2 separate regions of the Homo sapiens genome follow, and region 2 is linked to region 1. The links are chromatin loops, found by intact Hi-C in ENCODE. Cell type or tissue: GM12878. All regions are shown on one strand. Each heading gives the region's core, and the rest is flanking DNA. Links, peaks and the distances in the headings are about the cores only.

The links. Peaks named below come from ENCODE experiments on the same cell type or tissue, not always from the same donor. Only the 100,000 strongest peaks of a DNase experiment are listed, where the experiment ranks them.
Region 2: a loop joins it to region 1, with 19 times the contacts of the local background. A loop is called at or near these places in 2 of 110 quality-filtered maps.

What each region holds. Positions count from the first base shown.
Region 1 is chr7:51,423,731-51,440,224 of GRCh38, reverse strand. No RefSeq gene overlaps it. Among named protein-coding and RNA genes, the nearest start is that of COBL, 120 kb to the right of the region's middle. In GM12878, for the core only: CTCF peaks have their summits at 9,560 (motif pointing left) and 11,784 (motif pointing right); a DNase peak (open chromatin) is centred at 9,589.
Region 2 is chr7:51,858,998-51,875,491 of GRCh38, reverse strand. No RefSeq gene overlaps it. Among named protein-coding and RNA genes, the nearest start is that of COBL, 550 kb to the right of the region's middle. RefSeq lists an enhancer at 5,417-6,104. In GM12878, for the core only: no CTCF peak of the experiment used is centred there; no DNase peak of the experiment used is centred there.

The sequences.
Region 1 (16,494 bases), core at 5,285-13,284:
TATGCTAATGAAGCCAGTCATGAAAGACCACATATTTTATGATTCCGTTTATATGGAATGTCCAAAAGAGGCCAGTCTGTAGAGACAGCAAGTAGATGAGCAGCTGCCTAAGGCTGGGATGGGAATAGAGGTGCAGGCAGAATGTATATTAGTTTGCTAGGGCTGCCATAATGAAGTTTCACAAACTGAGTGGTTTAAACAACAGAAATTTATCATCCCCAAGTTCTGAAGCCTGGAAGTCTGAGACCGAGCTGTGGGCAGAATTGATTCCTTCTGAGAGCTGTGAGGGAGAATCTGTTCCACACCTCTCTCCTAGCTTCTGGTGGTTGCTGACAATCTCTGGCATTCATTGCTCCCGTCTCCGCTTTCATCTTCACACAGTCTTCTTGTATGTGTCTGTGTCGAAATTTCCCCTTTGTATAAGGTCACCAGTCATATTGGATTAGGGCCACTCTAATGACCTCATCTTAGCTAATTACAACAGCAGTGGTCCTGAATTAGTCCATTCTTACATTGCTGTAAAGAAATACCCAAGGCTGGATAATTTATAAGAAAAGAAGTTTAATAGGCTCATGGCTCTGCAGGCCATACAGGGAGCATAGGGACATCTGCTTCTGGGAAGGCCTCAGAAAGCCTCCAATCATGGCACAAGGCAAAGGGGGAACAGGCATGTCACATGATGAAAGCAGGAACAAGAAAGCGAGAGAGAGTGCCGCAAAGTTTTAAAAAACCAGGTCTCCGAGAATTCACTCACTATTCTGAGGGCAGCACTGAGGGGATGGTGCAAAATGTTCATGAGAAATCCACCCCCATGACCCAGTCACCTCTCACCAGGCCGCATCTCCAACACTGGAGATTACATTTTAACATGAGATTTGGGCAGGGCAACATCCAAACTATATCAGACCATATTTCCAAATAAGGTCACAATCTAATTTACTGGGATTTAGGATTGCCACATGTAAATTTTAGAAAGATGTAATTCAACCCATAACAGAGAGTGAAAGCTGATGTTTACGGGGTCTCACTGTGCAGCGAATGAAACGTTCTAAAATTAGATAGGTTGTACAACTCAGGATATACTAAAGACCACTGAACTGTACACTTTAAATCAGCAGTCTATGGTGTATGTTTTAAGTATCAATAAAGCAGTTAATAATTAGTTTTTTTAGTGCCCCAGGGTGCTTTTACTTCTATTGTGTGATGAACTTAGCAGGATTTTTTAAAAAAATTTTATTATTTTTAAATTTTTAACTGACAAAAATTGTTTATATTTATATTTTACAAGATGATGTTTTCCAAGAGATATACCTTGTGATACACATTTGCCTTGATTAAAAGAAAAATCAAGCTAATTACCATATGCACTAACTCACATACTTAGAATTTTGTTTTTGTGGTGAGAGCACTTAAAATGTGCTCTCTTAGTGACTTTCAAGTATGCAATACATTGTTATTAACTGCAGTCATAATGTAGTGTAATAGATCTCTTGAACTTATTCTCACTGTCTAACTGAAATTTTGTGTCCTTTGACCAACATCTCCTCAATTCTCCCTCAATTCCCTCAACTCTTGTCACCATGATTCTACTCTCTGCTTCTGTGATTGTGACTTTTTAAGACTCTATAAATAAAATTATGCAAGATCTGTCTTTCTGGCTGGCTTATTTCACTTAACATAATAGATGAATCTGTCAATTTTCACTTAACAGGTTTATCTATGTTGTGTTGCAAATGACAGGATTCTTCTTTTTAAAGGCTGAATAGTATTCCATTGTGTACATATACCACATTTTCTTTATTCATTCATCTGCTGATGGCCACTTAGGTTAATCTCATATACTGGCCATTGTGAATGATGCTGCAATGAATATGGAGATGCAGATCCCTCTCTCCTACGTACTGGTTTGATTTCCTTTGACTATATACTCAGTAGTGGGATTGCTGCATCATAAGGTAGTTCTACTTTTAGTGTTTTTCTTCTATTCCACACAGTACTGGAAGTCCTAGCCAGAGAAATTAGGCAGGAAAAAAAAAAAGAAAAAAAAAGAAAAAGAAAAAGGAAATAAAAGACATTTAAATATCCAAATTGGAAAATAAAAGAAGTTAAATTGTCTCTGTTTGCAGATGACATAATCTTATATATGGAAAACACCAAAAATTGTTAAACTAATAAGCAAATTTAGTAAAGTTATAGGATACAAATCAGCATATTACAATTAGTAGTGTTTCTATGCATTAGCAACAAACTATCCAGAAAAGAAATTTTAAAAATTCAATTTACAATAGCTGGAAAAATAATACTTAAAAATAAATTTAATCAAGGTGGTGCAAGACCTGAACACTAAACATTTTTTATAAAACAGTGTTGAAGGAAATTGAAGAGAACATAAATACATAGAAAGATATTCTGTGTTCCTGGGTTAAAATAATCAACAATTTATTTCAATTATATCAAAATCTCAATGATTTTTTTTCCGCAGAAATAGAAAAAAAAATTCAAAAATTTGTATGGAACTACGAAAGACCCTGAATAGCCAAAGCAAACTTAAGTAAATAGAAAAAATCTGGATGCATCATATTTCTGGATTTCAAAATAGACTACAAAGCTGTAATAATCAAAACAGCATGGCTCTGACCAATGGAACAGAATAGAAAAGCTAGAACTAAATCTACACATTTATGGTCAATTGATTTTTGACAAAGATGCCAAAAACCCATAACTGGGAAAGGACTGTCTCTTCCATAAATGGTATTGAGAAAACTGAATATACATCTCTGGAAGAATGGAATTCAATCTTTATCTCATGCCATATACAAAAATCAACTCAAAATGATTACAGACTTAAACATAAGACCTGAAACTCTAAAACTGTTGGAAGAAAACATAGGGGAAACGCTTTATAACATTTGTTTGGGCAATGACTTTTTTGGATATGACCCCCAAAACATGGCCATCAAAAGCAAAAACAGACAAATGGGATGTGCATCAAAATAAAAAGTTTCTGCACAGCAAAGAAAGCAATCAACAAAATGAAGAGACAACCTACAGCATGGGAGAAAATATTTGCAAATCATGTGACCCATAAGGGGCTCATATCCACAATATATAAGGAACCCAACACAATAGTAAGAAAACAAATAACCCAGTTTAAAAATTGGGCAAAGGTTCTGAATAGACATTTCTCAAAAGGATACACACAAATGGCCAATAGGTATATGAAAAAAAGCTCAACATCACTAATTATTATTATTATTAGAGATAGAGTTTTGCTCTTGTTGCCCAGGCTAGAATGCAATGGCATGATCTTGGCTCACTGCAACCTCTGCCTCCCAGGTTCAAGTGATTCTCCTGCCTCAGCCTCCCAAGTAGCTGGGATTACAGGTGTACACCACCACACCCAGTTAATTTTTGTATTATTAGTAGAGACGGGGTTTCACCATGTTGGCGAGACTGGTCTCAAACTCCTGACCTCAGGTGATCCACCTGCCTCAGCCTCCCAAAGTGCTGAGATTACAGGCATGAGCCACTACACCCGGCCCAACATCACTAATTATTAGGGAAATGCAAATCAAAACCACGGTGAGACATCACTGCACACCTGTTAAAATGGTTGTTATCAAGAGACAAAAGATAAGTGTTGGAGAGGATGTGGAGAAAAGCAAAAACTTTTACATTTCTACACTGCTGGTAGAAATGTAAATCAGCACAGCCATTAGAGAAAACATTATTATGGAGGTTCCTCAAACACTAGAAAGGGTTTTAAAGATTGTGAAGTTCACCTTCAATGAAGAATTTGACATTTATTGGAAATTTATAGCTCTTTCCTTGTTTTAAAAACACTCCTAAACATCAAGTTTTGAGATATACTAAACATGAAACTTGGATCTTGGAATGAGTAATTTCTCCTTCCAAAATGAGCTTTTGTAGTTATGATTTCTAAGAATTCACAATACTGTCTTAATTCCAAGAATATGCTATGAGCCAGAACAGAATATCAAAGCTATTCATACAAGTGGTTTAAACATAGGGATATAAACTCTGCATCAAAGGAATATGACTTAAAAATTCTGAATTGAACATACTGTTGTTAACTTTAGACCATATATAGAAGAGTGAAATGCTTATTAAAAATGTTTTTTTTTCAAGCAGCACAAAAATATGCTCCCTCCTTAGCCCTGACACTCACATTTTAACCTCTCATATCTGTGGATTCCACTGCCTGCTGACACATGGGTTTGAAGACACTGTCCCAGGGTGTTAGAGACTGGAATGAGAGGTGAGTGATGTCCCAAAGGGAAAAGGGCCAGGGATGAGAGGTCTGCAAGGAATTCGCCTGGTGAGAAACTGCTTCTCCAGTGGTCTTTTGTACCCTCCACGTTAGCTCACTTCGCTGGTCATGACTGAAGCTGGTTAGTGTGCATGACTCCTCCTTTTATGTGAGTTCAAATGTTTGCTGAGGGCTCACTATGATGGAATCTATATGGGGTATGGAGGTGAAAATGGAAAGGAAGGGCAAGAAATTAAAAACACTTACTCTGGTTAATTTTGGTTCTTTTCTCATTTAACTCTTTATAATTATTTCCTTATCCTTCCCAGTTTACAGGTGAGGATGCAGAAGCTCAGAGAATTTAAGTACCTTGCTTGAGGTCAAACAAATTCTAGTGGGTCCAGGGTTTGAATTCTGTATGTTTGAAATCAAAGCTGAAACTAGTAGGGGTGGGAAGAGAGAGAGGGGAGAGAGGAGAGAGGAGAGAGGAGAGAGAGGAGAGAGAGAGAGAGAGAGAGATCTGTAATTAAGAGAGGAAGATGATCAAGAGCCAGTAAAGTTTGAGAAACCTTGTGCGTTTCAGGAGAATGTTGGTCAATATTGTCCAGGAAGACCAGCAGTTGGAAGACAATCTTGGCTCATCAAAGACCTTTGAAAGTGCAATTGTCAGGATTTCCGTCAAGGGGTTAGATGGAAGTCAGATAGCGAAAAATTAAAGAATGGACATATAGAAATAAGTAGGCAGTAGGGGTTACTTCCTAACACTTTTTTTTCTTCACTGTAGCAATGGAGAAAATGAGTTAGAAACTCGGGAGGAAAATGAGGACCTGAGAACGAAAAAAGTGCTGACAAATTTCTATGGCATGAGAAAAGAGGCAATAGGAAGGGAAAAGAGGAGAAAGGTACAAGTAGAGGTGCCCTCCACTACTCAGAGTGGGTTAATGGGCAGAATCGTCCCCCAGCCCAATGGCTCCCTCCCCAGAGCTCCACCCTTCAGGAGGAGCTTGCAGTGCAGCCCAGGAAAGAAAGGGGAGAGTGAGGGGGCATGGTCATCCCTCCCGGCCAGGTCCTGAAGGGACACAGCATTCTGCTCATTGACGACTGGATACAGGGCTCCCTGACGGCCCCTGGGTGCAAGGACAGGCCGAATGTAGCCTGCCTCTGTGCCCAGGAAGAGGAGGCGGGCTTGGTGGGCTTCGCCAAGGCAGAAATGCGGAGAGACTGGGACACAGGGGAGCAGAGGAGCAGCAATAGTGGCGAGAGTGGAGGGTGGTGCCAACAGGAGGCTGTGATTCCAGGAGAGGGGCTGGACAGGGTCAAATGTGGAAGCAAAGGTATTGGGCTGATGAGGAGGAGTTGGGCTGATAAGGAGGGCCACTTCTAAGACTGAAGAAAAGGGAGAGGAGCTACAGGTGTCAAGAAACTTTAAGCAGGAAAGAAAGGAATTTGGGCATTTATGACAAATGACTCCCACAAATGAGATCAATTCATGAGCGTGTTAGTAGTAGAATGTTTCATACATGAGAAATACTACATTAAAAGGAGGAAATGGAGAAGAGTACATTTAAGGATGGTAACCTAGCGGGAAACACAGTATGAGAATGGGAGTTGATGTCAAGTGTCCTCCATTCCCGTCTCAGCACTTCTGCTATGTGGTTTTAGGAAAGCTGTTCTCCTCTAAGCCTGAGTTTTCCCATCTGTGAAGGGGGACAATGGCCAGTGTCACACACTGTGCTGTGTCTGGAGCCAGGGAGGTCATGGGGCCAATGGCAGGTGGAGTGGCCTCAGGTAGGTTACTGAGCCTCCTTGGCCTTAGCGTCTCCTTCTGCTCACAGGGGTCAGTTCACCTCCCTGCTAAGCGGGGGCATCAGGGCAACGTTAGGTGAGGTGACACCTGCAGTGAGAATCAGCACTCAGCTCACATCAGATCCCTTTCCTAGGAGAGAACAGTAAACCCAACCAGCTTTTCTGAGGAATGAACACTGTGCTGCCATTGAAATAAGGGTGAGAGATATTTTCTACCACATTTTACTTTAGTCAAAGTGAAGGCGTGCACGTGCGCACACACACACACTTACAAAGATTTTTCTTTCTTTCTTTTTTTTTTTTTGAGATGGAGTTTCACTCTTGTTGCCCAGGCTGGAGTGCAATGGCGCGATCTCGGCTCACTGCAACCTCCGCCTTCTGGGTTCAAGTGATTCTCCTGTCTCAGCCTCCCGAGTAGCTGGTATTACAGGCATGTGCCACACGCCCAGCTAATTTTGTATTTTTGGTAGAGACGGGGTTTTGCCCTGTTGGTCAAACTGGTCTCAAACTTCTGACCTCAGGTGATCCACCCACCTCAGCCTCCCAAAGTGCTGGGATTACAGGCATGAGCCACCCATGCCCAGCCTACAATATTTTACTTTAGCCAAAGTGAACACACATACACACACATTTACAAAGATTTCTGATCTCAACCTGATATATTCATTTATCTACCCTGGAATTCTTTTGTTCATTGTCTTCATGAGTGAACTGTCTGACTTGAAAGTGTTTGGTGAAGGCAAATGGGTCCTTTAACCACTCTGTTCATTTAAATTATTATTTAAGGACTAGACAGGTGTTTCATCATGGGAACTCTTTAGTATGTGCTTCTTGTCAGCCTCAGGAATCAAAGTGATTTTAGCATTATGGAATATGTTAAAGTAAACTTAATTCTTGTTGCAAATCATGAACTTTTTATATATCAGTGAAAAGGGACTTACGTGCTGAGATATCCAGTGTATCACCCAAGACCCACCTGTATAACTTTGGATGAGTAAGGTAATTTTAATGGCCTTCTATTCCAGTGGGCTTCCTCTCTAAAGAGAGGCTGAGCAAGAACACTCCAACAAGTAACACTTCATCATATGATGCATTTTGCAAACAAGGAAAAAAAATATATCTATATATAGTGGTTTTCAAAAAAAAGGAGAAAAATAAATAACAAGTGGACTGACTTAAAATCAAAGTTGATTAGAAGAGTCCTAGGTTATTGTTATCTGTTTATTTCTTTAAAATATTGACCATATATTTAAAAAACTAATTGAAGAGTTCATTTAATTCAGTATTTCTTCAACTTTCTGTCATTCATATATTCCCTTCATGTTTCTGCCATATCTGAATATTGCTTATGCTAATTTTTGTTGATATTCTTTAAATAGATGCACACTTTTTACTTAAATTATTTATTTGATAAGAAAGATTTTAGCACTACTATGAATGTGAATCCATCATTGCTTGTCATAAATAAACAATCTGTGAGGTGTGAACCTACATGTTTCAATGACCAAGTGTTGTTGACCATTCTCCTCAGTTATGGTTGTTGCCTTGGAGTCAGGAGCCCGAGGTGGCTCTCTGTGCCCTGGAGAGGGATGGCTGGAGAGGTGGGGACACCCGTTCCCACTAAACCAAGTCTTTCTCTTTGGCATCATCAAAGATCAAGCCGAGGAACAAGGGGCCTGGTGAATCCCATCACAAGAAAGACACCAGCCTGCCTGTGCTCACCAGGAGAGTTGATTTAACTTGCTGTCCCAGGGTGCACATCATGGGTGAAGCTTGGAGCATCTCCATATGGGGGACGCCAGGGGGCCTTTTGTAAGGACTGGCTTGTGTGCGTGGCTTTAGGTGGGCCTTGCAATGTGGGAAATGCTTAGGTAGGTTGGGCAAGTTGGGGAATGCATTAACTGCAGGAATGGTCCCTTTGTAGCCAGAAGAATCTTGGCTATGGGCAGTAGCTGTGGTATGGGGACCAAGATCTCACCTAATGACCATATGTGTCACAGGGCCCATCACTGGCTTCTCAGAATTAACTTGTTAGGTATTTTATTTGATGTATGTCTAAGCATCTCCTAAAATCATCTTTTTATTCCTCAGTTATGGCATATTCCACATGTGGTGCACCTCCCAGTTTTCAAAGCATGGATCTGTTCTAACATCGGCTGACACATACATTTTCCTCCTTAACATTCCCCAAGTGCAGTTGTTTGCCTTTGCCTTAAACATTTCAGTGAAAGGAAATGCAGTGCTGGAAAAAGCCGTCACCACGCTGCTGAAGGTCTCCCAGCCCTGGAAGCCTTTTCAAGCGGTGCTTCTAGCTCTTTGCCTCCTGCAGTTTTTGTTCTTGTTCTTCTAGTTCTCTCCTCTGCAGTTATGCCGGGGGTTACTGACATGACCGTTTCTCGGCTCCCAGGACGTTACACACTTTATTAAAAAATATGAGTGATCACGAGGTCAAGAGATTGAGACCATCCTGGCCAACATGGTGAAATCCCATCTCTACTAAAAATACAAAAATTAGCTGAGCATGGTGGCGTGCACCTGTAGTCCCAGCTACTTGGGAGGCTGAGGCAGGAGAATTGCTTGAACCTGGGAGGCGGAGGTGGCAGTGAGTCGAGATTGCACCACTGCACTCCATCCTGGTGACAGAGCGAGACTCCATCTCAAATATATATATATATATATGTAGTGAGTTGGCCCTTAGAACCGCCCCCATCCCCCAGCTTCTCCCTGGCTGCTCTGAATGATTCCTCAATGTTTCTATGTAGATCCTGTCACTGTTGCCTCCCCAGTCTACATGCAAGTGTTGCGCCCTCTTGGCATCCTGTGTGCACTCAAATCAGAGAGACAGGATGGACAGGTAGTGAGTGAACCACCATCTCACGGTTACTTTGTGAAGTTTCAGGGAAGGTCTTGTCTTTCAGCCATGCTAAATATTGCCAGTATTCAGGAGTTGATTCTGTAATTGGCAGCTGTTGTTAGCCCTCAGATGTGTGTCACCCACAGTGTGTTCTGCTCCCCCAGCTGCAGCTGACCAAACACACCTGGAAGCTCTCATGCATCAATCAGCCTCCTTGGTGCATTTCTCTAGTATCCAACTCATTTACCTGTTGAGAAATTATATCCCTAAAAATCAGCACTCTTGGTTGTTTGAATCTTTGTTAAAAAAAAGTGTGCTTTTGTGAATATGGAATCCAAAATTAATACAGATGCTTGTCGACTTACCCTGGGGTTACGTCTAGATAAATTCATTTTCACTGAAAATATTGCAAATTGAAAGTATATTTTTGGACTTACAATATTTTCAACTTACGATGGGTTTACCTGAACCCCATTCTAAGTTAAGAGGCGTACAGAATGTTTATGTTTTTGTACCATCCTGAAGTAAAAAAATCTTAAGTCCAACCGTCCTAAACTGGGGACCATCTATTATGTAATCGTAAAGCTGGTGGATCCCAGTAAAGGGCTCCCAGCGATGCGATGGGTTACTACTGCCACCTGCTGGTAGAACATTTCTTTGTCGATGCAAAAATAATTCTGGAGTTAGTGGTAACATTCTGCGTCTTGAGGGGAGCTTGGATTGCGCATGCAAATACATTTGTCAGCTTACAGATACAATTCTTCCTAGAAACCAAGATGCCACCAACAATGAAGACGGCGCCTATTTGGGGATTGACTTGTTGGTTAATATATGAGAATTTCCTTGAGGTGAGGTCTCCAGTCATGTAGTTTCTGGCTCCCTTTGGATCAGCTTTAGATAGGAACAAAACAAATGTACAATAAAAAGAATCAGAGCAGTAGTTGCATCTTGGGTGAGGGTCAGGAATTTATCTGAAGGGATCCTGAGAGAGTTTTCTTGGGGTGACAGTAATGTCTTTATCATAACCAGGCTTGGGTAGCAGGGTGTGAGCATTTATTGAAATCCACTTATTTAATGGCTTACTTAAGATTTGTGCACTTCATTGTATGTGAACATTATCCCCCAAATTAAAAAAAAAAAAAAAACCATAAACAAACACTGAAGTCAAGTTAATGACATGTGGAAATAAATTGGTGTTTGTATCTTTGAAATGCATCAAAAATAATCGGATGGGTTGATGAAGCGGTGGAGGAATGATAGATGGGGGGGTAATTAATAAAGTATAGTGAAACCTTAATTGTACAATTGAGATGGGGAATATATGAAAGTTCACTGGGAAATGCTTTATACTTTTCTACATGTTTGAACAGTTTCATAATAAAATATGAGGAAACAAATAATTTCTTATCAAATGATGGGCACTTAGAACTAGCTTATATCATTAGTTTTATAATCACTCTCTGAGATAAATAGCAATATTGTTTTAAAATATATTAGGAAATGAGTTTCAGAATTTTTTTCTGTTTTTGAGATGGAGTTTCACTCTTGTTGCCCAAGCCGGAGTGCAGTGGCGTGATCTTGGCTCACTGCAATCTCTGCCTCCTGGGTTCAAGCGATTCTCCTGCCTCAGCCTCCTGACTAGCTGGGATTACAGGCGCCCGCCACCACGACTGGCTAATTTTTTTGTATTTTTAGTAGAGATGGGGTTTCTCCATGTTGGGCAGGCTGGTCTCGAACTCCTGACCTCAGGTGATCCACCTGCCTCAGTCTCCCAAAGTGCTGGGATTACAGGTGTGAGCCACCGCGCCTGGCAGAGTTTCAGAATATTTAAGGAAGTAGATTGAGCTTATACAGTTAATAGGCAGTAGAATTCACATTCACACCCATATTATCTAGGTCCAAGTTTAATGGTCTCTCTGTAAATGCCTTGCTTTTTACAAATTAAAAAACAAAGCATCTTTTGAGAATTAAGGAGAGGGTGGTGGGGCAAATTTGTCCTACCAATTGAAAAAATCAGCCTTAAGTTGCTGATGCTGAGTCAGGAGTACAGTTTGCCTTCAGAAAGAACAGCTTATCATTGAACAAGGCACTAGCATTTGAGAACTTCCAGAACATCCCTAGATTTGCCCCGTATCCGCAGCCTCCACCTCATTTCAGTATAGGAACAAGTCGCCCCTGGCACTTGATTTTATCTCCAACTTGTTTCAATATATGGAACTGCACTAATTCTCAATGTTAAGAAATTTAATATTAGTTTTAAATCCTATAGAGACCAGAAGCATATTCTTACTGCTTTCCAGACACTGCTATGCAGTCTGTCAAAATGTATCACCATGTGTTTTGATGTTATAAAATGATGACATCAAAAATAATGGCCTAAGAGGTAAGTGACCCACGTTTCTGTTCAAGTTACAAAATTGTTGGCTGAAATTGCGTGTGCATCATGCAAAGTGACTTTGCCTTGCTTGCATCCGCAAAAGGAAAGGGTGCCTCGGTGATCTGTCTCATGTCTGATTTGTCCTCTACTTCACAAGCATCATTCAATGGGCCCACGCTCTCTGGATCCAGCTGGGGTAGTTGTCACTGCGATAGGCCCTGTCGTAGCACTGGTACCTCTCTCCCCTCTGATACCATGTGGTACCAGAAAGATCTTTTGTTTCCTGGATCACCCTGGTGTAGGCCAATGGAGTGGTGGCATCAGGTCAGAACGTCCGGATGCTGCCTCCACCCATTTCTGTCCATCCTGCATTTACACCTTCCTCCCCATGGAGTAGTTTCCAACACCTGGGCCCCAAAGATGCTTCTTCCTACAATTTCCTTCACTACCATGGGATACAGGAGACATTTCTGTAGCCTGCAAGTGTCTCTAGCCACTGGGTGTCACTGCTGACCCACAGAAATCCTGGAAAAGCAGCTTCAACATGGAAAATATCATGGTTATGTTTTCAAAAGTGTTTTGCTCAGAAATAATCACTTGTTCAACAAAAATATCTTTTCCAAAACACCAGGATGGAAAGTCTGAGGGGGTGAAGAAGTTCTGGTGGACTTGTGTGCATCAGTGGCTGATGGCTGCCCCCAGGCTGTGGATCTTCATAAGGATGCTGTTAATCAGACATGACTTTAAAAAAGATTAGTATGCTTTTTATTTGAGTAGGTAAACATATTGAGAACTGAAGTGATTTTTCACCCTTAGTAAACATTGTACTGGACCTGCTTAACTCTGAAAGCTAAAAAATAATGAGCTTAAGTAATGAAAAGTAAAAGAAAATTATTCCAAATGATATGTACTAATAATCTTTAAATAATGAATTACTTAAATTATTCATTATCTGTTTTCTGTAACCTGCTGTGAACAGCATAGCCCCATTCCAGGTGGTAATTGTCCATATAGTTCATGATGCCTGGGGTGAGTTAACCCAAAGGAAATGGGAGAGAGGATGGAACTGATGTTTCAGAAATGGCAACATTCTTAAAGAATCCACTTAACTAAAGATTAGAATGCGCACAGATCCAAATTGAATATTCACATTCTTAGATGCATATTTTATCTCTTTGGTTCCATTGTGTTCACTTTACACCATATTTTCCTGAAATAATATATGAGAAAATACCCACATTTATTAAAAATAAAAGAACGTCTTGCTTATACAGCATAAATTCTGAAAATCTGATCAAAAGTCAATGCATTTGCTGTCTAGACTTGAATGTGGACAATATTAGCAGAAGTGTAAAAAGAATACTCAACCTGAAGAACAAAGCGTTTAAAAGAAGATACAGAGGATTATGCAGAACCCAGAGGAAAGAAAACCCTCTTGCCTTATTATTCTCATTCTATTATTTTCAGATAAGGAAAAAAAGACTGTAAATCAATAAATCTGTAATGAATACATGCACAGAGGCAGAAGGCATCCATGAGTTTGCACAGCATCCTCTCACGAGGGCCCAGAGAAGGCATCCTCCCAGGTCTCAGGGTCAGAATCAGCCACAGTTTTCATTTTGTAATTCCTGGAATCCTATAGCTGATTGCTTCCCTTTTTGCACCAAACAAAAAAAAAAAAACAGATATTTTCTGGAAGACGAGAACCAAGCATTTGTGGCCCACTCACAGAAACAGCCCCTGTTAAGCATTCAATTTTTTTTTTTTTTTTGAGACGGAGTCTCGCTTTGTTGCCCAGGCTGGAGTGCAGTGGCGCAATCTCCGCTCACTGCAAGCTCCACCTCCTGTTTTCACGCCATTCTCCTGCCTCAGCCTCCCGAGTAGCTGGGACTACAGGCACCCACTACCACACCCGGCTAATTTTTGTATTTTTAGTAGAGACGGGGTTTCACCATGTTGACCAGGCTGGTCTTGAACTCCTGACCTAAGGTGATCCACCTGCCTCGGTCTCCCAAAGTGCTGGGATTACAGGCATGAGCTACTGTGCCCGGCCTAAGCATTCAATTCTATTGTCTTGCTCTCCTTTTTTTAATCCCACTTTTACTCCTATTTTTATTTTATCTTAGAAAATAAGTTCTTGGAAACTGTGCCGCCTAATGACTATATGTGTTAATTTATACACCTCACCTCAATTCTTTTCTGAACTAAGGTGAAAGGTGAGATATATAAATAAGAACATAAAAGTAAAAGAGTAAAGATGCAAATTCAGTCCGTAGTCAGTGAGTACAACACAGTTGAAAGGCGCTGAAAGCGTTCTGAAACGCTTCCATCTTTCCTGCAAGAGCAAAGTGGCAGCTTTTGCAGGGTGCCTATGGGCTGTTTCTTCTGTAGCTCAGGCGAGGAAGCTCTTTGGAGAGAACAGAGCAAAGGGTGTGGAGGTCTGTTTGTATGATGGGGACAATGTTCCCTCTGACTGGGTGATACCATGTCTTGCCCTGAAGCAGGGGGAGACGAATGGCATCTTCCATCCAAATGGCACAGAGCGAGCGGACTGCGAACTCACTGTGTGAGAATTGGCGGAGCGACCACGTGAGGACGTGCAGCTGGGGCAGTGTGGCCAGTGACTTCAGTTGCCCTTCCGTCAGGCCACCTTGAGAGTGCTTTGGTAGAACTTAGACCTGTCCTGAGGAAGCCTGTGGGTAGTTTTGATGATACTGTCACTTTGCACACTGTAACATGCAAAACTCGCAGCACGCCCTGGGAAGCAGGCAGGCATGGAGAGCCTAAGTAACGGGAAGGAGAGCAACCGGCTGCACCGGGGTGGAGGTTGTTTAGGAGACAGGCTGGCAGCCATCAGGCACTTTGCCCTTTATTTCTGTCAGATGCTGCTGAAAAGAAGGCAAGGGGTCAACGTTGAGCGTGGATGCAGAAAAGAGCCCAGGGATCAGGCTGAGCCCAGAATGCTGGAACCGTAACAGAATAGGAAACAGCATGTACACAACAAAGTCCCAAACCATCTCCATATGATGATCCTGCTATTACAGGAGCAAAACTCTTGTTAAATCAGGAAGAGGGCAGGGTGTGGTGGCTCCCGCCTGTAATCTTAGCACTGTGGGAGGCCAAGGCAGGCAGATCACCTGAAGTCAGGAGTTTGAGACCAGCCTGGCCAACACGGTGAAACTCCATCTCTACCAAAAAAAAAAATGCCAAAAAATTAGCTGGGTATGGTCGTGTGTGCCTGTAATACCAGCTACTCGGGAGGCTGAGGCAAGAGAATCGCTTGAACCCAGGAGGTGGAGATTGTGCCATTGCACTCCAGCCTGGGTGACAGAGTGAGACCTTTTCTCAAAAAAAAAAAAGAAAAAAAATCAGAAAGAGACATCAGGTAAATTCAGAGAGGTTTTGTAAGCCCGTTGCAAGATAAATTCAAAAAAAAAAAAAGAAAGAAAGAAAAAAAAAAACAACACTCCAGCTACCCCAAAGGGTAAAGGAGTAGACATCAAGTGACTGCACCAAGAACTTGGGACAGGACTGAGGCTTGGCATGTCTCTATGTGTCATTCCTCACTGGCTGCCTTGGCCTCCCAAAGTGCAAGGATTACAGGCATGAGTTGCCCTGCCCAGCCAATATATTATATTCTTGAAAAAATGTAAAGAGAGCTAGTGTTATGTGTTCTTACCACAAAAATAATAACTGTGTTAGATGATGCATTTAATTAGCTGGATTTGGGTGGGCACAGTGGCTCATGCCTGTAATCCCAGCACTTTGGGAGGCTGAGGCAGGCGAATCACCTGAGGTCAGGAGTTTGAGACCAGCCTGGCCAACGTGATGAAACCCGTCTCCACTAAAAATACCAAAATTAGCTGGGCATAGTGGTGCATGTCTGTAATCCCAGCTACTCAGGAGGCTGAGGCACAAGAATTGCTTGAATCCAGGAGGCGGAGGTTGCAGTGAGCCAAGATCAGGCCATTGCACTCCAGCCTGGGCAACAGAGCTACACTCTTTCTCAAAATTCATAATAATCATAATCATAAGCTAGATATACCCATTTCACAATATATGTGTACTCCAAAACAATATTGTACATAATAAAAATGTACAATGTCATCTGTCAATTAAAAATTGTCATTTAAAAATAAATATTTTTGGCTGGGCATGGTGGCTCACACCTGTAATCCCAGCACTTTGGGAGGCCGAGGCGGGCGGATCACAAGGTCAGGAGATCGAGACCATCCTGGCGAACACAGTGAAACCCTGTCTCTACTAAAAATACAAAAAAAATTAGCTGGTTGTGGTGGCGGGCGCCTGTAGTCCCAGCCACTCAGGAGGCTGAGGCAGGAGAATGGCGTGAACCCGGGAGGCGGAGCTTGCAGTGAGCTGAGATCGCGCTACTGCACTCCAGCCTGGGCGACAGAGCAAGAGTCCATCTCAAAAAAACTGAAAAATTAAAACATAAATAAATATTTTTACCTGTCAATTAAAAATAAATAAATATATGTCAATTAAAATAAGCATTTATCTGTCAATTAAAATAAAAAAATATTTTCACCAACCTGATGCTAAAAAGAAAAAAATAAGTCAATAAATAAATAAAACTTTTCTAGATAAGCTGCACACCAGCACTCTTAGAAACATCTTTGATACATGTGTCCTAACAGAATGTATTACAATAGCTAAGAGTAGTTAATATCCCTTCCCTGAATTCACACATTCTGAATTACTTGCACAACTTACCAAGTTAGACACGTGTTTAAGATATGTGTTTTAAGTCTACTAGATGGAGTTTGAGTGATGAACACTTCTATTTACTGAAATAAAACTGTTGTAAATCAAGCATATAACTCATACCCTTAGAAACAGTCCTGGTAAGTGTGTCTTAAAAGAATGTATTAAATGAACTTAAGAATGGTGAACGCTTCTAATCAATGAAAAAAATTATTTTGAGTCATGCAGGCAAGGACTTGTGTTAGAAACTTATTTTGTACATGTGTCATACCACAGTAGTATTAAGTGCCTCAAACACATCTTTAAGCTGAAATTACACAGTTCTTAATCATGTGCACAACCAGCACTCCTAGAAGAAAGTTTACATGTGTCATAATGGAATGTAATAGATTGAGTTTTGAGTGTTGAGCGCTTCTTTTCAGTGACCCTGTTGTTCTGAATCACTACACAGCTAGAAACTTA
Region 2 (16,494 bases), core at 4,939-12,938, 440 kb before region 1:
TACGCAATCTGAAGAAATAAACTCCTGTCACATAGGCATGCCAGAAGTAATGCAGCCAGATAAAACAACAGGTGTTCATAACAAATCAGAATTTTGGAATATGTGAGGAAAACTTCGAAACCACAGTATCACCTGTAAGTCTTTGAAATCTCATTCAAAAGAAACCTCATGCTAAGGAAAAACCAGTGGTTCACAAGAATGGCTGCCCCGGGAATCCATGTTAGAAGGGAAATTAGGCTGTAGTGGAACTCATATTTTGGGAGGATCTATGATACAGTAAGACTTATGCTACAGGGAAAGGCATATTTTCATTTAATTAAAGATAAGTTTGTGATCACAGAAACAGATTTGATTATAAGGACATTGTGACAGGTCCTGATCAAAGGCCAGCTGTAATGGCAGCTACTTTAATCATCAAAAACCATGATCAGACCGCACGCAGTCACTGATGCCTGTAATCCCAGCACTTTGGAAGGCTGAGGCAGGCGGATCACGAGGCCAGGAGATGAGCCTGGCCAACATGGTGAAACCCCGTCTCTACTAAAAATACAAAAATTAGCCGGGTGTAAAGGCATGCGCCTGTAATCCCAGCTACTCAGGAGGCTGAGGCAGGCGAATTGCTTGAACTCAGGAGGCAGAGGTTGCAGTGAGCCAAGATCATGCCACTGCACTCCAGCCAGGGAGACAGAGCAAGATTCCACCTCAAAAAAAGAAAAATGATCATAATAGTAAAAGTTAACTTTTTTTAAGTATGCAGTAATGGCCAGGTAATGTTCTAAGTACTTTACGTGTAAGGTAGATACTATTTTTATCCCCATTTTATAGATGAGGAAGCTGAGGCAAAGAAGAATAAAATAATTGATTTAAAATAACACAGTGAATAAAAGGTAGAGCCAGGACAGAAACCCACATAATCGAGCTACCCTACGGTGTATGCTGGGCTTATGACTGAGATGCTGGAGTCTCTGCCCATACCAGTCCTGCCTGGGCATTCCCCTTGCCTACTGGAGAGAGATGGGCAACAGTACGGGCTCCACTTTTGCACACTATCAAGTGATGGCTGTGGAGGCTGGGGCTCAGACTAGTTTTTGAAATAATGGCTCTGAAAAAGCTAGTAAGGCTAGTCCCATAATTTGAAGTGACTGATGTAAGCAATACTTCTCAACAATAAATCCATTCTAATGGAGAGCCCAAAGAGCCTGCGTCAAAATATCACATTTTTTAATATTGAAAGATCATGAGGTTCTTTTTTTTTTTTTTTTTTTTTTTTTTTTTTTTTTTTTTTGAGACGGAGTCTCGCTCTGTCACCCAGGCTGGAGTGCAGTGGCGGGATCTCGGCTCACTGCAAGCTCCGCCTCCCGGGTTCACGCCATTCTCCTGCCTCAGCCTCCCAAGTAGCTGGGACTACAGGCGCCCGCCACTACGCCCGGCTAATTTTTTGTATTTTTAGTAGAGACGGGGTTTCACCGTTTTAGCCGGGATGGTCTCGATCTCCTGACCTCGGCCTCCCAAAGTGCTGGGATTACAGGCGTGAGCCACCGCGCCCGGCCGATCATGAGGTTCTTAAGAAGATTATTGCAAATAGTTTTATTGCCAACTGTATGGCAATTTCCTGGTGCTTAATGATTTTCTTCTTTTGTTGGAGCAAAAAAGTCAACAGCAGATTATTAGGCATTAAAATAAAACAAAATACAGACCTTCACCCAAGAGCTGGAATGGAAGTAAAGAAATGCTTCTCTGAGTGAAGTATATCAGAAAATGGGTAAGAAATCCACCGACAACTACTCCCAATTGAAACATCTAAGTACCCCACTTTTAAATCGGATGTCTCAACTGTTCTGAAAAGGTGCTGAAACAAATTTTCACTAAGAAGTCTCTATATAGCTTCTGACTCTATGGTTGAAATAAGTACCCCAGACTGTGACAGAAACATCAGACCTTTGCTGCATTTCTACCAACTTTTAGTAGTGAATCAAAAAAATAATTTTATAGAAATAAAGAAAAGAATGTAAAAGAACTGAGCCCTAGGTCTCAAAATATCCACTGTCTAGCCAGGCATTTGAGCCTTGAGGAGGGATTATAAATAATACCTTCCCTCTCCCCCTATTACATATTGAGATTAATCATTAGAGTTAACATTATTATGTTTTCTTTTAATTATATTAAATTTATGATAACTAATTTTTTTTCTTTGTAAACCAACCAAAAATCAGTACTCTTGGTGGCTGCCATCTTTGCTGTTTGAGAGCCTTCACTGGTGATACCTCCAGGTACTGGAAAAACTGAGGTGACTAGGTACCCCAGCAGCCCTGCAGAGTCGTGACCAGACTGTTAAAAGAAAAACAAACCAACAAAAACAGCAACAACAAGAACAAAACCCACTAAAATTCCATCCAAAATTCAGCAACCTCAAACATCACAGGTAGATAAACCAATAAAGATGAGAAAGTATCAGTGCAAAAATGTTGAAAACTCAAAAAGTCAGAGTGCCCACTTTCCTCCAAATGACAGCAACACCTTTCCAGCAAGTGAACAGACCTGAGCTGAGGCTGAGAGGGCTGAAATGACAGAAGTAGGCTTCAGAATGTGGATTGAAATGAACTTCGCCGAGCTAAAGGAGCACATTGTAACCCAGTGCAAGGAAGATAAGAATTATGATAAAACAACGCAGGAGCTGACAGCCGAAATAGCCAGTATAGAGTGGAACATAACTGACCTGATAGGGCTAAAAAACACACTACAAGAACTTCACAATGCTATCACAAGTATTAATAACAGAATAGACCAAGTGGAGGAAAGAATCTCAGAGCTTAACGACTTGCTTTCTGAAATAAGACAGGCAGAGAAGAATAGTGAAAAAAGAAAAAAAAAGGAATGAACGAAACCTCTGAGAAATATAGGATTATGTGAAGAGACCAAATCTATAACAGATTGTGAAAGAGATAGGGAGAATGGAATCCATTTGGAAACCATATTTTAGGATATCATACAGGAGAACTTCCCCAACATAGCTAGACAGGCCAACATTCAAATTCAGGAAATGCAGAGAACCCCATAAGTTATTCCAAGAGAAGATTATCCCCAAGACACATAATCATTACATTCTCCAAGGTCGAAATAAAATAAATGTTAAGGGAAGCCAGACAGAAAGGCCAGGTAACCAAAAAGGGAAACCCATCAGACTAACGGTGAACCTCTCAGAGGAAACCCTACAAGCCAGAAGAGATTGGGGGGCCAATATTCAAAATTCTTAAAGGAAAGAAATTCCAACTGAGGATTTAATATTCACCTAAATTAAGCTTCATAGGCAAAGGAGAAATAAGATCTTTTTCAGACAAGCAAATGCTGAGGAAATTTGTTACCACCAGACCTAACACTAAATATGGAAAGGAAAAACCATTAATTTTTGGAGTTTTATTTAATGTCGGGAGCAGATTGGGTAATAAAATGTATTTTGAGAATAAGACGGCCTTTTGACCTTTTAGGGTCTAGGGCTGTAAAGCGTCTCAGGGTTGCTGCCAAACAAGTCATGAACTGGGCTGGATTTTTATATTCGATGAAAAAGAGCCTAAACGCTATCTGATTTGGGATAAAGAAAAAGGAGCATTAACCTTGACTATGCCTTTAGCTCCAGCCACCTTTTTAAGAGTAAATTGCTGGGCAGGATGGGGAGGGCTAGTCACGGAACGAAACTGTAAGCCGGACCAGGTGTGAGGAGGGGAGGTGATAAAAAGATTATAGGGTGGAGGAGCAGAGGCTGAGGAAGAATTGGGACCTAGCTCGGCCTGGCGAGGAACAACCTGGGGAGGAAGGGAGAGGTCAGATGGGTCTGTAGAAAAGGAAGATTAGAAAGACTCAGCGACACTTGGGATTGGTACTGAGGGGACAGGCGGAAGGGAAAGAAGGAAGATTTGGGACGAGTTGCACTGGTCACAGAGACTAGGAAGGGACTGATGTGTAAAAGAATGCCTGGACGTCAGGCACCTCAGACCGTTTGCCTATTTTATGACAAGAATTATTTAGATTTTGCAGGATGGAAAAATTCAAAGTGCCATTTTCTGGCTATTTGGAACTACTGTCGAGTTTGTATTGGGGTCAAGCGGCATTGCAGAAGAAAATAAGGCATTTAGGTTTTAGGTCAGGTGTGAGTTGAAGAGGTTTTAAGTTTTTGAGAACACAGGCTAAGGGAGAAGAAGGAGGAATGGAAGGTGGAAGCTTACCCATAGTGAAGGAGGCAAGCCCAGAGAAAAGAGTAGAGACAGGGAGAAGGGGTGGAGGGTTCTTGCCCTCCAGAAAAGCAGAGAAGGGGTTGGGGCACGGAAATAAGGGATTGGGGCACAGAGATAAGAGGTCAGGGTGCGGAAATAAGCAATTGGGGCACAGAGATAAGAGGTTAGGGTGCGGAAATAAGCGATTGGGGGGTTCTTGTCCCCTAGGAAAGTGGGACTTGCCACTAAGGGTGAAGGAGAAGGGGTTGAGGGGTACTTGCCCCTGCCCCAGGAAAGCAGGACTTGCCACTAAGGGTGAAGGAGAAGGGGTTGAGGGGTACTTGCCCCTGCCCCAGGAAAGCGGGACTTGCCGCTAAGGGTGAAGGAGAAGGGGTTGAGGGGTACTTGCCCCTGCCCCAGGAAAGCGGGACTTGCCGCTAAGGGTGAAGGAGAAGGGGTTGAGGGGTACTTGCCCCTGCCCCAGGAAAGCGGGACTTGCCGCTAAGGGTGAAGGACCAAGGCAGGCGTCCCTGCGTGGTCTGACACCCTTGAAACGTGAGTGTATAATCAGAGAGGCATCCCTGCAATGATTAAACACCAAGGGAAGGCTGCTTTCCCAGTCCGTGACCGGCGCCGGAGTTTTGGGTTCACGGATAAAACATGTCTCTTTTGTCTCTACCAGAAAATGAAAGGAATTGAAATTAAGAGAAGGGAGAGATTGAAGTGTGGCGCCAAGATTGAAAGGAGAAAGAGGTTGAGGGACAGTGAGGGAGGTTGGAGAATAGAGTAAAAAGAGGCCGCTTACCGGATTTGAAATTGGTGAGATGTTTCTTGGGCTGGTCGGTCTGAGGACCTGAGGTCGTAGGTGGATCTTTCTCAAGGAGCAAAGAGCAGGAGGACAGGGGATTGATCTCCCAAGGGAGGTCCCCTGATCCGAGTCACGGCACCAAATTTCATGCGTGTCCCTGTGAAGAGACCACCAAACAGGCTTTGTGTGGGCAACATGGCTGTTTATTTCACCTGAGTGCAGGCGGGCTGAGTCTGAAAAGAGTCAGCGAAGGGCGATAAGTGTGGGGCCGTTTTATAGGATTTGGGTAGGTAAAGGAAAATTACAGTCAAAGGGGATTTGTTCTCTGGCGGGTAGGAGTGGGGGTCACAAGGTGCTCAGTGGGCAGGAGTGGGGGTTGCAAGGTGCTCAGTGGGGGGTGCTTTTTGAGCCAGGATGAGCCAGGAAAAGGACTTTCACAAGGTAATGTCATCAGTTAAGGCAAGGACCGGCCATTTACACTTCTTCTGTGGTGGAATGTCATCAGTTAAGGTGGGGCAGGGCATATTCACTTCTTTTGTGATTCTTTAGTTACTTCAGGCCATCTGGGCGTAAAGGTGCAGGTCACAGGGGATGCGATGGCTTGGCTTGGGCTCAGAGGCCTGACAGAGATAAGCGTTGCTGCAGAGGCCCACGGAAGAAAAACTCAGTGCCAACTCCAGAAGTTGCCAAAGGAAGATTCCTTCACGGACACGTGTGGTTTCTCCCCTGAAACTCGCCCTAGTCCTGTTGGCAACAGCCTCTTTCTTCCTCCCTTTAGTGGCCTCTGACAATGCCCTTCTGAGTACAATACTAATCACTGTTTGCGTCTTGTTCACTTGCACTGCCCATTTCCTGCATATTCTTAGACTGTAAGCTTTCTTAAGACAGCATAAATATCCTTCCTACCTTGTGCTCCACATTCCCTGCTCTCTGCCTGGCCCAGAGAAGGCACTCAGTAAATACTAACCTAAGGAATAGATGAACTAACAGTGCTTTGCCCTGATTCCCATATGTTCTTCAAAAAAAAAAAAAAAATCTATGCTTGTAGTCATAATTTAGATTATCTAGCAGGAATTAAGAGCTGTTAGGTACTCGACTGAAAATATGAAATAAGCCTCTATGGACTTCCAGCCTAAGAGAGGGCCCCAAGATGCAAAATAGAGAGAAAATGGTTCCAGTTCTGATCGTCATTAAAATCCCGAGTGACCTTGAGCCACTCTCTTTCCCTCCCTGAGAGGCAATTTTCTCACTTATAAAATATAGATGATGAATAAGATGCTTTTCTAAGCCTCAGAATCTTAGCAAATGTTGTCCATTCTTAATAAACCCTAAATATAACTTTTGTGAATTGTTTTGGCAAAAAGTAAAACTACCCAAATAAATGAACTGATAGTTTTGCATTTTCTCTTCTTGTGTTTACAGAGATAATTAAATATTGATGATATTCAGTTTAATAACCAATATGTCATTGTAGCCAAGGAACTTTTAGCTTTTCTTTATCAGAGACTTTCTTTTCTAGGATGGGGAAAAACAAAAATTTTTGAAAAATGGGCTCCAAAAGCAAATATCTCCCTCTATGTTCTTTCTTTCAGTGTTAGATTATAAAAATGTGTTTGTTTTCTGTTCCTCAGCCCCAGGTCTCTGAAAACAAAAAGAATGAAAGTATCTTTACCTTTTTTAGCTGTAAAGTGATGGCGTTCTCCTTCAACTTTTATCAGCTTCAAAATATTTTCTTATTTTTAGTTTATTTATCCAGGATAATAAATCAACTCACATTTCAGATGCCAGGTCCATGTACCATGGAAGTCCCTGTTGTCACACGCATCTGTGTGAAGAGACCACCAAACAGGCTTTGTGTGAGCAACAAGGCTGTTTATTTCACCTGGGTGCAGGTGGGCTGAGTCCAAAAACACAGTCAGCAAAGGGAGATAGGGCTGGGGCCCTTTTATAGGATTTGGGTAGGTAGTGGAAAATTACAGTGAAAGGAGGTTGTTCTCTGGTGGGCAAGGGTGGGGGTAACAAGGTGCTCAGTGGGGGAACTTCTGAGCCAGGAGAAGGAATTTCACAAGGTAATGTCATCAATTAAGTCAGGAACCGGCCATTTTCACTTCTTTTGTGATTCTTCACTTGCTTCAGGCCATCTGGATGTATATGTGCAGGTCACAAGGGATATGATGGCTTAGCTTGGGCTCGGAGGCCTGACACCTGTTACTACCCTGAAGAGGAGTTCCACAGGAGAAGACAACATGTCCAGGAGGCTAGATGAGCAATGATTGGTCTGCAGACTGACAGGCTTGAATGCACCCCCATGAGGATCTTTTCCAATCAGATTTTCAACTTAGAGTCACAGGCATAATTCTAAAAGATTTCTACTGCAAGCTGTAGAACTATTACTTCACTTTCCCACCCAATACTACAAAAGATGTACAGAAGATAAGAGTGCATGGGTGTGTGCATGTGTGTGTATGTGTGTGTGTGTGTGTATTTTTGAGTTTTTTTTTTCTTTCTGATAGTGTTAGGATAGTGTTTGGATGAGTATCAGATATCTATTCTGCAGAAATCAGGGCCTTGGTGACATGAATATTTCCATGGAGGGGCCAAAATATTTCAAGCCTGGCCCTAAGAAGGATTGCTGGATGTGCAACATTAGGATCTGAGATCAAGGTGACATAATCTAGAAAGTGAAGTTAACTAGGACTTTCCTCTGATATTGCTTTGGATCAAATTAGGTGAACTTTGCACCAATCTGCACCTTACTACGTACAATGCTGTGTATAGCATTTCTAGAATAAACCGAGAAAGTGAATTAAAGCACTTAGAAAACATCAGTGTGGTCGTGCCTTGGCAACTCTTTCAAAGCTTTTTGAAGTCATCCAGATATTATGAGAATTTACTCAAAGTGAAACTGTTCACAAGGATGAACCTTAGAAAATGGCAGAAGTTTCCACCTTTAAAGATGAACCATCAAGATTTGGAATGGAAGCAATACAGCTTCACAATGGTTTGAAAGGAGAGCACAGATCTAGTCCAGGTTACTTCCTCTGGAGCCAAGCATCCTTAGAGCAGAAAGCACAGAAGAATGTGAAGCCATGCTAATTCCAGGCCCTGCCCCTAAGGAACTAGTCTAGGGGAGTTCACAGGTCCGCCACAGCCCCACATTCCATGGGGGTGGTGGCTGAAGGAGGCCACCTCTAAGCCACTGCAGCTACAGGAAGTCCCATGAGTCTCCAGGTGAGGGAGCACCTTAGATATACCAGATGGGGGCTCAGGTAGCTGTGGTGGGCAGTGGAAGGCCACACGCTCCCCCTCCCCCTATCCACTGATTTACATAAGGAGTTTACTGCATAAAGAATTTGCACCATGCCTCTGATAGAGATGTGGAAATGTGGGTACTTACAGTGAACGTGGCAGGAGATCTTAGTGACTTGGAGCATCCTGCCCCACCTGGGGAATAGCAGGGTGGATCTTCCTGGAGCCTCAATGACCTGAGGATGAACCTCAGTTTCTCTCACAAAGTGAGTCCTTGAAGAGCTCCCTTTCTAGTATCAATCCTGATCTGCCCCTCTTTACCCCAGTCTTTCCACTAGGCCCCTTTTCTTTTTCATAGAAGCTTTAAATGTCTTGCCCCATTAAATGCATCCAGCACAATGCACGCACTCTGACCCCATGCTCTGCTCATCAGCAGCTCTAAAAGCCAGCCAGGGGCAACATCAGTTGTCCTAGTTTCTCACTATTCTGCATTTCTTGCCCTTTAAGGATGCTGTGATACCTGTCCCCAGCTCATCAGCTTGGTGCTCAGCTCAAAAGCTATTGATGTCCAAACTTCCTGCTTCATCTCTCAACTCTCACTGGTCCTCTGCTCCAGGCATCCCCTGAACTTTGGAGCAGACATCTCCTTCAACTGTCTTTGTGTTACTGCAACACACGTGCCTGACCCAAACCTGCTCACTCCCTTTCCTTTTGCCCCATCATCTTGCCCAATGGAAGAGCATTCAAAACTGCAAAACTGGAGCCTGGGGCACTTGCCTGTAGGAAAACTGGAAATAAAATGGATTTTTGCCCTAGGGCAAGGTAAGTGGTTAGGTTGGGCAGCCCAAAGCTTTAGAGTGTCCTCATTGGCCAGATTGCAGAAGCAAGTGGAGCTAAATTAGGGGTCAGCAAACTACGGCTCAGGGGCCACGTCCTGCTGCCTGTTTTGTAAATAAAGTTTTATTGGAATACAGCCATACTGATGTGTTTACATATTTTCTGTGGCTCCTTTCATAATACAAAGGCAGCGTTGAGTAGTTGAAACAGAGACTGTGTGACCCACAAAACCCAAAATGTTCACTATCTGGCACTTTACAAGAAACATTTTGTGGAACCCTGACATAGAGCGAGTGCCCTCACAAAAAATACACCAAACCAGAGTCTAAAGCAACCAGTCTACACCAAGCAATTCATCAGATAAAGGCTATGCAGCAAAAAAAGTGCCTTGTCAGAGACTTCATATATGATATAGATATATATATATATTTATTTACCTACATACAAACACAGAGAGAGAGAGAGAAAGAATGTAAAGTGATCTATGCAGATATACCCTAAGTATAATTGTGTAAATACAGCATGGGAAAAATAGATACAAATGTACCAAAATGGTAATAATCACCAATTATTTAACTAAATAGATTTGAGTAAATTTTGAGGGAATGTTTCAGAAGAAAGGTGGAAGCTAGGTTACATTCATCCATGCAAACATTTAAATGGAAGTGTAGACACTAGCTGTTTGTAAAATGTTTCTCAGACATTATTTTCCATGAAATTTACATCCTCTCCATCTAACCAGGTCTTGTTCTGTCTTTATTTTTCTAGTTTTCCACCATCTTCTCTTTTTCATTTCCTCTTGCTTATTCCCCCTTATTGCCTTTCAAATAATAAAATATTTGTTCCCCTGTTCTCTTGCATATGTTTACATATTATTTCTATTTGTGTTAAAGATAATATGTAAACATTATGTATTTTTGATTTTTTTGTTTAGTGAAACCTCAGGGTTTCATCATCTTTTTAAAAGTGACTGATCAAAATTATTTTCCAAAGAAAACCGTTTTCCTAAGACATCTTCCTAGGAGGATCTCTAATATATTCTTGAAGCCTTCTTCAAAGATGTTACTGTTCTCTTCCCATTGTTATATATGTTTAATTACTTCATAAAGAAAGCAGAAAATTACTTCACCACAGATTTGGCTACTCAAGTCATCTTCTGTGATGTGACTAGGAAAGGATAATTAGACCATTTTAGCCTCTTTGCTCAAGTGGTTTTAAATGCTGATCTTTCAAGATGGGATACTGAGATTGGGTAAAGTTCACAACAAAACAGTGTATAGGGTTGGTGGGCACAGCCCGGTAAGATCTGAAAAGGAGTCTTATGAAGTAAATTGTTTTTGGAAAAGTGGACAGTTTTTCAAGGAGCTAAATTCTGATATTTGATCAAACCTTACTATTAGTTCCTAGCTTTGTGTTTTCTGTATGTCTTCATAAGTATGTTAATTTGCAAAAGAAGAAAAGTTACCTCTAAATATTATTACGACTTTAACATGCAGCATCAAGGGTGACAATTTCTTACAAAATACCAGAGCAATGTCAAGAGAAATCAAACCACAAACAAGGACACTTATTGTCAACATTATTTAATATTGCTTTGAAATATGTAGCAAAGTCAGTAACATACAGATGATGACTTAATTATTAAGGTGATTGTAGTTCTAGACAATCAAAGATACATATTTGTTTTATAATTTTAATATCCATCAGTAAAACCCTAGAAAAGATAAATATAACTAGTCTGCAAACTTTCTTCCCACTAGTAATAACTGGTTTAATTCTACTTTAAAATAAGCCTTATTAAAAATTTAATAAAATATTTCAAAACTGGAAACCATTAAAAATGTATGCAAACTATTGGAAGAAAGTGACGAAACTCAGGCTCACAAAAAGACTATATTTCTCAAATATTATTCACTTCTTTATATCCCCACTGGATCATTCAATGTAAGCTTCCATTCTCTCTCTCCTGTCACACCAAGTGCTTTCTATTTGGTGTCCTAGAAGAATGGTTAAATAAATTTTAGTAAGATCATGCATTCACATGTGAAAATTATTATTATAAGTAAGCAGAAAACAACAGCAAAGAAAATATATGTATACTATTATGAAGGAAATATATAAAATTTTAGTGATTAGCATTGGATACTAGAATTATAAAATTTGAAAATAATTATTTATTCATTTTTCTATTTTTTAAAATGTCCTAAAATGAACAAGTATTACTCTGAAAAACTAGGGGAAAAATGAAAGTATATTAAAATTAATTAAAACTATTTGTGATGTGACTAATGGATAAACAAAATATGGTATGTATATACAATAGAACACGATGCAGCCTTACAAAGGAAGGAAATTCTGACACCTGCTATGACACGAAGGAACCTCGAGGATATTATGTTCAGTGAAATATGCTAGGCACAAAAGCACAAATACTATATGATCCCAATTATAAGAGGTATCTAAAGTAGCCAAACTCATAGATATGAAAAGTAGAGTGGTAGTTACCAGTGGATAGGGAGTGTAGGCAAAGGAGAATTGTTGTTTAATGGATATATTATGGAGTTTCAGTTCTGTGAGTTGAAAAAGTTCTGGAGATCTGTTTCACAACGATGTATACATACCTAAAACTCCTATGCTGCTGGGCACTGTGGCTCACGTGTGTAAACCCAGCAATTTGGGAGGCCAAGGCAGGTGGATAACCTGAGGTCAGGAGTTCAAGGCCAGCCTGGCCAACATGGTGAAACCCCATCTCTACTAAAAATACAAAAATTAGCCAGGTTTGATGGTGCATGCCTGTAGTCCCAGCTACTCAGGAGGCTGAGGCAGGAGAATCACTTGAACCTGGGAGGCAGAGGTTGCGGTGAGTCGGGATCGTGCCACTGCACTCCAGCCTAGGCAAGAGAGCAAGACTCCTTCTCAAAAACAAAACAAAACAAAAACTCCTACGCTGTAGAGTTAAAAATGATTAAAGTGATAAATTGTATATGTGATTTTTGATACAATTAAAAATTTTATGTGATTTTCTTACAAATATTTTATTTCTATATAATCTGATAGAACCTAAAAACTTCTATATTCTTTATAGGTAAGTATTATGGGGCACACTTTTGGAATATGGGAGATTTTTGTTAATTCCTATAACCAAACTTTGCTTATGGCAAATTAACAAAGATAATCATTTATTATATTAATGATAATAATGTGTCATTTAGGCACATAGCATAAGATATATGCTAATTATGATAACTAGAACAGGAATCTATTCTCAGAAATTATATCATAGTATGCTCTTTTACAACACAACATTCTCTTTGGTTTTCTACTGAAAATTACTCTTGGCTGAATTTTTTAATGCTTAACATCAGTTCTCATCTGTCTGTTTTCTATTTTAGGCATAACTGCAATGAATATCCTATGGGTAAATATGATAATCTTGAAGACCACAATGTGTGTATTTGGGCATGCACGTATGATAGCATGAGTAGACTCCGGTGGGCTTTCCCTGCTGTGTGCGACATTCCCCAAGCACTGTAATGCTCAGCTTAGCGTTGCTCTTTCTTTTGGAGAGCAGAGACCTATTTACCTTTGCCCGCTTTTCACCATAATCATGCCTGATACCTCGCAAGCACCTTTAAGTATGTGTTCAGTGAATCAATGAACATAAACCATGATCATTTCAATCCTTCTACTGAGAATCAGCCACTGATTCAGCACGTCATTTTTAACAGAATTCAGTCATTATCATGGGTACAGTTTCCTAAACATAATACTTTTCAAAATGCCTAATTAAAAATATATTGTTCTGAAAAATAATTGATCTTTATCATTTGACATGGTATTATTAACTATTAAAATCAAATAATCCATTAGGTGTTTAAATAGGCATCATTGTTGAATAATTAAGAGTATTAATAATTGGGAAACAAGTATCTCTGTGTGTGTGTGTGTGTGTGTGTGTGTGTGTGTGTGTAAAGATTGCAGATTTGAAGACATGGAGAGGTCAGGTATAGGTCTTTAATTATGCAATGAAAAAGGTGCATGGATTGCATTCACTAATTGAGCGTCACAGGTCACTCTGGCTTAATGGGAAGGCTCTCTTCTCAATCAGCACACCACTGAAGCCAGCTTTTCTCATTTCAGCTATTGATTGTTTCCCCTCACCTTGGGGAATGCATTTGTCTATGATCCTCTGCTATTCATGGATATCATCTCCTCATTTCTCTAGAATGCACCTAGTGTTTGTGGCACTCTATGCCCTGGACACTTGCTCCTAAAAAGTACTATCCAATTACAATGTAGAGAAATAGCTACTGGGAATTCAGTAATGAGAAAAACCTTTGGAGGCTGAAGCTGCCAATACATCACCTTTGTACATGTGAGCACAGAATAGATCTTCTCACCAAATGGGCCAGTGTGCATGGTGGGAAATTAAAGGGAGAGAAGCAATGGGTAGGAGCCTGAAAAAGTAATGAACAAGGATGTGGCATTAAGTTTGCTCAGCAAAACAGTCATGGGTAAATTTGTGCTTGAAATCTTTATTCCACTACCAAATAGGAAAAATGTTTGAAGACACAGCAGGCTTTCTAAATGCGTCTTTAAAAATCTTTGCAGCCGTTTTCATTTTAAAATTATTTTCAAATAACTTTGCGTTTTAAATATTTAAATTTAATTTTTTTATTTTAGAAATTTATATTCTTGTGTTCTCTTTTGGCATGAATCCTGTTGCATAAGGTATAACTAGCTTGTCTTGCAGTCTATATTGCTATTGGCATATACTAGAACATGAATGTTCTTTCTTCTTGGGAAAAAGGATATTTCCCTAAACTTTCTTTGTTTATATTATCATACTTATTATATTATGGATATATTATAATTATGCATTGCACTTATAATTAATATATATGAGCTATAATTGTGGATATTTACATGTATATTTAAGATAAAAGATGTTTTAATTGTATGTACATTATAAGTCACTACTTCTCATGTAGATCTGAAGCAGTTTAATTTGTCCACTATTTGCTCAGCTACATCTCTCCTTTAAAAAAAAAAATCCTGGTGTGTGATGTTCCTCTTCCTGTGTCCAAGTGTTCTCATTGTTCAATTGCCACCTATGAGTGAGAACAGGGGGAGGGATAGCATTAGGAGATATACCTAATGTAAATGATGAGTTAATGGATGCAGCACACCAACATGGCACATGTATACATATGTAACAAACCTGCATGTTGTGCACATGTACCCCAGAACTTAAAGTATGTATATATATGAAAGTTCAGCTCAAAAAGCTGATTTTTTCAAAGTACAAAATGAAATACCATTTCAGGAACAGACCATGACTCAAAGAAGCTCTTCACTTTGACCAACACAGGATTGATTCACTAACTCCATTGTTCTCAAATGAATCCCACTGTGTCCTAAGAGAGACTCTGGGAAGGCTTCACCAAGAACAGTAATTATAGCTTTTCTATGTTCTCTAGCATTCAATAAATTCTTCCTAATGTGAAAAAAAAATCCCCTTCCTCCATTATCGAATATTTCCTAACCTCTGGTATGCAGATATCTTCTTTTGTGAATTTTTCTGTTTATGCTTGTTTTCTAATGGTGGCTATAAATGCTAATATATAGGCCCATTTTATTAATTAACAAATCCTTCTGTAGAGTTTACTCTATGACATCATCTTACATGCTTTACAAATATTAACTTTTTATCCTCATAATAATCCTTGGAGGTTGGCATGGCCATAACCCTCATTTTACTGATTAAACAAACAATCAAAAAATAAAGCTGAGGCCCAGATGTCTGAAGGAGGTTGCACAAGGTCACACATGTTGTAAGCAGCCTGGTTGGGAATGCCTCTTCAAGCGCTCCGCTCCAGGGCCCTGCTCTTCACCTCTGGGCTCTGTTGTTGCTCTGTTTCTAGGCTGGTTGCATTAAGAACTGGGACTGACTCTTGCTTTTCTTCTTTGGGAGCCAGCAATTGCTCTGCAGGGATCCCTGTTTCATGCTTAGTGAATGCTGTGGTGCACTGACCCATCCCATTTTTTGGACTCAGGCACACAGTTTTCCAGCAGCCAAGAGAGTTGATGGCTGACAACTGTCAGCTCTTACCCTCTCTGGCCATTGCCCTCACTGAAGGCAAATGCCTCATCCAATGTCACACCCCCTCCTGAGGGGCAGCCCAAATCTAGTGGCTGTCCATGTCCACCCAGTGACCCACCCTCTTTTCCAAATTTGAGAGAACTCTGAACGGCCATCCCAGCTCCAGAATCACCTGTGGGATCTGCTGAGGACTTAGCTGGGGCTGCATTACAGTTCAGTCCTTCCTCTGCTCGGTTCAATCCATGGGTAATAATCTACAGGGCACTCCCAAACATGCTTCCTCTCATGTTAATTCCAAAGCAGTCAGTATTAAGGAGCTGGCTCTAAAGTGGGCGTTTGCTTCTAGACTAAGGTGGCAGCCGGGCACCAGCTCTGCAAGGGCTGAACTCAAGAGTATGAGGAGAACAAGTTACAGGTCCTGTTGCATCTGCAGAGGGTCTCAGGAGCCACAATTGATCTCTATCATCTTCCTCTACCACCACCATTCCTCAGTCTTGGGCAGCACTTCAGTGGATGTAGGTTGCTTTCTAGATCTACTTCCAGGGTTTGGAGGCTGTAATTAATTTGTAAAAATTGTCAGGCCGTGGTTGATGCAGTTTTCTATACACATTGTTAACATGGCATGGAAGCACTCAGGAACCCCTGGATTCCACATATATTCCCTCTGCCACAATTGGGTAACACCATTAGCACCAGTCCTAAATCCTTACTGTAAATGGAGTCTATGATGCCCATTAACATGGTAACTTCCAACTTTGCTGGCTCACTGGCCTCAGGAACCCAAATTAAGCAAATAATAGCATCAAAGTCAGTGCAATTCTCCCTGGATACTTTTTTTTGGATGAATTCCCCCTTTACAGTCTGAATTTTGGGAAATGGGTATTCAAATTTTACAAATGAGCTACTAAGAATCTTGCTAAGAGAGACCAATCCTACTTCCACCCTGTGATTCCCAGACGCACATTCCACTTGTTGAGTACACAGCAGCACATGCCATAATGGCCACTGGAGTGTAGAATTCCTACCCACCTTAAATTGCCATCTCTCTGGTGCCTTGAGTAAGAATTTGGCAGACTAGTCCATCATTATCTTGGGCCAGAAGCCTCTGAGTGATAAGATATATTGTCCAATAAGTGCATTCCATGGTTACCTGTCCATGAAATGAATCCCCTGGTCTGAAGCAATTAGGATCTTATGCCCTTAAATGTAGCATTTTTTTCACAGTTGTTCTGGCAGAAGTTAGTTGTTTTTCATGGTTGTTCTGGTAGAATTTAATATTGCAGACACTT